Regions from separate parts of the Homo sapiens genome. Here region 1 is linked to region 2. Evidence: chromatin contacts called from ENCODE Hi-C or POLR2A ChIA-PET data. All regions are on one chromosome and are shown on one strand. The core of a region is the stretch at or near the end of the contact, and the rest is flanking DNA. Distances in the headings are between cores, read along the strand shown. Region 1 has its middle 20 kb from the start of ZNF287. Region 2 holds the start of LRRC75A (leucine rich repeat containing 75A).

The links. Hi-C counts contacts between places; a loop is a spot of excess contacts on that map. ChIA-PET counts read pairs that join two places held with the same protein, here RNA polymerase II (POLR2A). Pooled maps may share reads with other maps.
Region 1: a loop to region 2 is called in a map with no recorded cell type, with 12 times the contacts of the local background. The contact joins the enhancer-like site here to the promoter of LRRC75A in region 2. A Hi-C loop is called at or near these places in 1 of 37 single-sample maps with no recorded cell type and 6 of 50 pooled maps. POLR2A ChIA-PET finds 5 or more read pairs at or near these places in 3 of 52 experiments (A673, PC-9 and activated CD4-positive, alpha-beta T cell).

The regions. Positions count from the first base shown.
Region 1 is chr17:16,588,184-16,590,883 of GRCh38, forward strand. No RefSeq gene overlaps it. Among named protein-coding and RNA genes, the nearest start is that of ZNF287, 20 kb to the left of the region's middle. RefSeq lists an enhancer at 957-1,026. Within about 2 kb of position 1,273, at least 18 of the 41 ENCODE cell types and tissues checked have a DNase peak (open chromatin) inside an H3K27ac peak, as active enhancers do.
Region 2 is chr17:16,490,808-16,493,507 of GRCh38, forward strand. It overlaps LRRC75A (leucine rich repeat containing 75A), which reads right to left and starts at 1,386. Exons shown (of 4, transcript NM_001113567.3): 1 at 938-1,386. The coding sequence starts at 1,183. All of the region lies in intron 2 of LOC124903936 (a long non-coding RNA gene), which reads left to right. RefSeq lists silencers at 989-1,048, 1,159-1,208, 1,299-1,638.

The sequences.
Region 1 (2,700 bases), core at 23-2,522, 97 kb after region 2:
AAGTCCCTGGAATTAGATCTCAGAAAGACAGTTCCAGCTTTAAGACAGTAAAACCTTTTGGCAATGGGCTAATTGCCTTAAAGGAAAGAAGGGTTCTACTTGAAAGAACTTGCAGGTGGAGAAATTGTCCTACAAAGATTCTTGGAAATGTTAATGGAGATAACTGACATAGGTAGCTGTGGGCCAACCAGGAGCTGTCAACAGCCTGATCTCAGCAAAACCAGGACGGCCAGTTAATAGTTCCTTCAGTTCTCTGATGGTCACAAATGTAATTTTATTTCATTTCGCCTTGTGGAGGTTCTGCAACAAATGTAATTTTAAAGGAATTGGGAGCCAGAAAGATAAATGCAACTCCTTCAACTATGTGACAGGGCAGACTGGTGAATCTGGGTTCCCAGAGTGTGGAGCAAGTGCCCTGCATCAGAGGACGGCCCAGGGGAAACGTGCATGATGCCGAACCCCACAGGACAGAATTACTTCAATCGCCTGGTCCTGACTACTACAAGGAGGAAGTCTCAGTGTCTCAGTTTGCATCTACGCTCAGATTTCTTTTTCTTTTGGAGACAGAGTCTCCCTCTGTCGCTCAGGCTGGAGTGCAGTGGTGTGATCTTGGCTCACTGCTACCTCCACCTCCTGGGTTCAAGCAATTGTGCCTCAGCCTCCCCTGTAGCTGGGACTACAGGCGTGCGCCACCACGCCCGGCTTATTTTTGAATTTATAGTAGAGACGGGGTTTCATCATGTTGGCCAGGAATGATGCGAGTTTTAATACACTCACTTTACAGTTTCTTATGTTTTTAAACTACTTTCACGTTGTAGCAAAAACGAACCTTAAAGGCTTCACAGAGGCCGGTCCACGGGAGGGGAGCGCCGGTCTCCCGGTCCCGCCGGGCTCACAGGGACGGAGCGGCCTGGGATTCCGCCCACCCCCTTCCCGCCGTCAGCGATTCCTCCTCCTCGGAGGGTCTGGGGACTTCTCCCAGAAGCCGCCACCTCGCGCCAGGACACCGGGAGTTCCGCCGCTCCCTGCGAGAGGGAACTGGCCAGAGGCCCTGCGGGGCACCGCGCGCGAGTGAGGCAGAAACCCAGGCACCATGCAGAAAGCCCCGAAAAATGTCCCTGGAGAAGCCGGGGAACAGCTCCCTCCACAGCCGTCAGGGCCCGCACAGGCTGTTTCCTCACGGAGGACTCGGCCCCAGGTTGTCACGAAGCCGCGACCGCGCCTCCCCGGGGTCCTCAAGGAACGCAGCGCTCTGCCTCACTGCAGACAAGGCAGTCCGCAGGCGGAACACGCATGCGCGCCGGCAAGTCAGCCAGGGCGGGTTCGCGCGCCCTCTTGCGGCCCTCTAGGTGCAGTGCAGGGAGCTTTGCGTTTTAGGGACTTGGGCTCCCTCCGGCCATCCTCTATTGCTTTTTGGTATTTTCAGTAGAGACGCGGTTTCGCCATGTTGGCCAGGCTGGTTTGGAAGTCCTGACCTCAGGTGATCCACCCGCCTCGGCCTCCCAAAGTGCTGGAATTACAGGCGTGAGCCACTATGCCTGGCCCTGGCCATCCTCTTTAACTACTGAACTTCAGATTATTCAAAGCCGTTACACTCCACCCAACAGCTTCAGAATATCCTCTAGTATTCTCTAACACGCATGGAACAGTCTCCAGATTAGACCACAAATTAGGTCACAAAGCTAGTCTCAATCAATTTTAAAAGACTGAAGTAATACAATATTTTCTATAACCACAATATAAGGAAACATTAACAGAAGGAAAACTGGAACATTCACAAATACGTGAGAATTAAACAACACACTCTTAAACAACCAATGGTCAAAGAAAAAATAACATGGGAAATTGGAAAATACGATGAGACAAATGAAAATGAAGCACAACATACCAAAACTATGACAATCAGTGAAAGCAGTTTCAAAGGGAAAATTTTACGAGTAAACATTTACCTTTAAAAAACAAAGATATCAGATAAATAACCTAACTTTACACCTTAAGGAGCTGGATAAAGAAGAGAAAACAAAACCCAAAGTTAGGAGAAGGAAGATGCTATAGTTTAAATGTGTCCTCCAATGTCCATGTGTTGGAAACTTAATCTCCAATGTAACAGGGGTAAGAGGTAAGACTTTTAAGAGGTGATTAGGCCATGAGGACTCTGTCCTCATGAGTGGATTAATGCCATTATTAAGGGAGTGTGTTCCTTTCAAAAGGACAAGTTCAGCACTCTCTTGCTCTCTCTTCCCTTTTCTTGGCCCTTCTGCTTTCTCCCATGGGATAACATAGCAAGAAGGCCCTCACAAGATGCTGGCACCTTGATCTTGGACTTCCCAGCCTCCAGAACTGTAAGAAAATAAATTTCTGATTTTTGAAAAATAAATTATGTGGCCTGTGGTATTTTGTTGTAGAAGCACAAATGGACTAAGACAGAAGGAAATAATAAAGATTAGAGCATAGTTAAACAAAATAGAGGATAGAAAAATAGGGAAAAAATCAACAAAACCCAAAGTTGGTCCTTTGAAAAGGTCAAGAAAATTGACAAAACTTCAGGTAGAGTAAGAAGAGAAAGATTATTAAAACACTGTTATTTTATTATTTTTCCTAATTATTTAACAATATTTAACAGTAATATAATAAAATTATTGCAATATGAAAATTTATATAAAACTAAAACATTAAATCAGAAATAAAAGTGGGGACGTG
Region 2 (2,700 bases), core at 136-2,635:
GGATTGTCTACCCACCAAAGCCAGGCCAAGACAACCTGCTTGGTGATGCAGGAGAGCAGCTTTGCACTCCCCTGCCTGTCTTATACTCAACAAAATCCATGGCATGGGCCATGCTCCTCTCCCCACCAAAGAAACTGACAAAGGAAAACAAGCCACAGAGAGGTGAGTGATAGCATTAGCCTCAGGGCAGCCCCAAAGCAGAGGGAACTGGCCAATTCCGCAACATCTGTCCCTAGCCAGTGGGACAGGCACAGGCTAAGGACAGAGTCCTGGCAGTCTCCTGAAGTTGCTGCTGGCCAGGTGGTCACACAGGGCACCAAATCCAGCTCCCCTGTCTCTACCGCTTTCCGCAGGGGCTCATGGTTGAGGATCTGCTGAAGTTAGTCAGGGGAGAGGAAACAGTCTCCTCCTTGAACTACAATCCAGGATGCCTCCCAGGCGAGTGAAGGACCTAGGGACTGGAATCTCATTGGCCCCAGGGCTGTGCCCCTGGACTCGCTCTCGGGAAGCCAAGCCAGGTCCAACTGATAACCGCATTCCTTGAGGACCCTCGGCCGGGAGTGACTGCCAGTGGGCAGACAGGAAGAAAAGAGCCCTGGCCCAGATCAGGCAGGCATCCCTGCTTCCCCGCCCACCGACTGTCCCCGGAGACCAGCCTCCTTCTCTGCCTGCGGAGGAGAGCAGTGGGGACATTATGCCAACAGGTCCCCTTCGGCGGGCCTCACCCGGCCAGCCTTCCTCCGCCCTGCCCTGAGGCCCCACATTCAGCGGAAGCGCCGAGGCACCTGCTGCCAGACAGGGCTCCATCCCCGCGGAAGGGGCCCCTGGGCGGTGCCCCTCGGTGCCCCCGGCTTCCTCGGTTAGGGATGGGGCGCCCCCCCCGGCCCAGCACGCCCCCTGGCCCGGCGCGCCCCCCGCGCCCCCTCCCCGCGCTCACCTGGCGCAGGTGCTGCAGCAGCGTCCCCGCCTCCTCCCGCCGGCCCTGGCGCACCATCCGCAGCAGCTCCTGGACCATGCCGACTCGCCGGTGGTAGGGGGGCATCCCCGCGCCCGCGCGCCCCGCCTTGTCCCCGGCGCGCAGCAGCAGCGACGCCCAGAAGTCCGGCCGTTCGCGTCGGGGGCCCGGCGCGGCGCCGGGGCTGGCTCTCTCCGCCAGGCTGCCCTTGGTCTGCCGGGTGCCCATGCCGCCGCCGCCCGCCGGGACTCTCCGCTCTGGGCCGCGAGGCCGCGTCCCCGCCAACCGCCCGCCCCTCGGCCGCCCGTGCGCGCTCGCCTCCCGGGCTGCAACTTTGGGGGAACTGTTGCGCGCGGGCGTCGCGGGGGCGGGCGGGCGGGCGGCTGTCGGCGCTCCCCGCGCTCCTCCCTCTTGGCTACCCGGGCGCGCTCCCCGGGCGCTCGCCGCCGGCCCGCCCGCCGGCCCCGCCCCGGCCCGGCTCGGCCCGCCCCGCCCCCCGCCTCCGCGCCGGAGCTCCGCGGCGTCGCGCGCCTCCCTCTTCTCGGGCTCCCGCTCCTTCCCGCCCCGCGGCTCCGGGCTGGGGACCACCACCAGGCGCCCCCTGCCTGCGTCCTCTCGGCAGTCGCGCCTCCTGCGGGCGGCAGTGCTGCGCTTCCCGGGGCCGTGGCGCGGGGGCGAGGGGAACAGGCAGGCCCCATGGGCCGTCGCTCTCGGTCCCCACCGGGCTCCCCGACGCTTCCACCACCGCGCGCCCGGTGCGTCGGGCGAGATGGGGAAAGTTTGGAGCATGGGGGTGTGTGTGTTGGGGGGCTCTCTTAGGCCCAGAGTCGGGTTTCTCAAGGTGGGTTCCGCTGAGCCTCAGCGCCCAAATCGTCGGAGGCGCTGGTTAAAAACGCAGGCTCTAAGGCCTCCACCGAGACCTACTGAATGATAATCTCCTCGGTGGGGCCTGGGATCCGCCTTTTTAGCCAGCATGTTGGGTGATTCCCATGCACGCTCCTTTGAGACCTGGCCTGCTTGCAGGGCGCTGTAGTGGTGTGGTTGGTGCGTAAACCTGGAAACTGTGCGAGCTTATGGGTTGTGTGCGTGCCCTTCTATGGAGAGGGCCTGTTGCTTCCATCATGCTCTCAAAGCATCTGGACCGGAGAGGTGTGAACTCCTGTGTTCTCTTGTTCTCACTCTCACAGCCCTGGAGAAGGGTCCCTGGGGTAGTCCTGGTACAACAAAGCAAACGCACGTCTGCGAGTAGGCCCAGCGGTACACCCTGCTGGCCCACCTTCCTCCCCGTGCCTCTGCCAGGCCCAGTCTGTAAGGGACCAGAGCCCTGGGATCTCATGGTGTTGCCAGGGCTTGCCAGAGTGAAGGCGAAGGCAGGTGGGGGAGCTTCTCTGTTGCAGACCACAGGCCGCCCTGGTCCCAGCGCAGGGCAGAAGCAATTGTGCAAGCTCGCCTCTGACCCCAGCTCTGGGTGTTGCTTGAGGGTGTAAGGGCACGTGGGCTGTAGGGGCAGGAGGCTGGATCCCAAATCACAGGGAGCTGAGCCCCACTACTTAGTGAGCACTGAGTATCAGGCGAGTCTTCAGCTTCTTGAGTCCTGATTCTTCCTGTCAGGCTAGGATAATAACACTGCCAAGAATTGGGAGAGTAAACTCGGTGGACACTGCTAAAGGAAAAAATTATTTAATGACATGAGTTAAAGCATCGTAAGGAAGACTTTATTCAGGACCATTACCATAGGTGTAGGG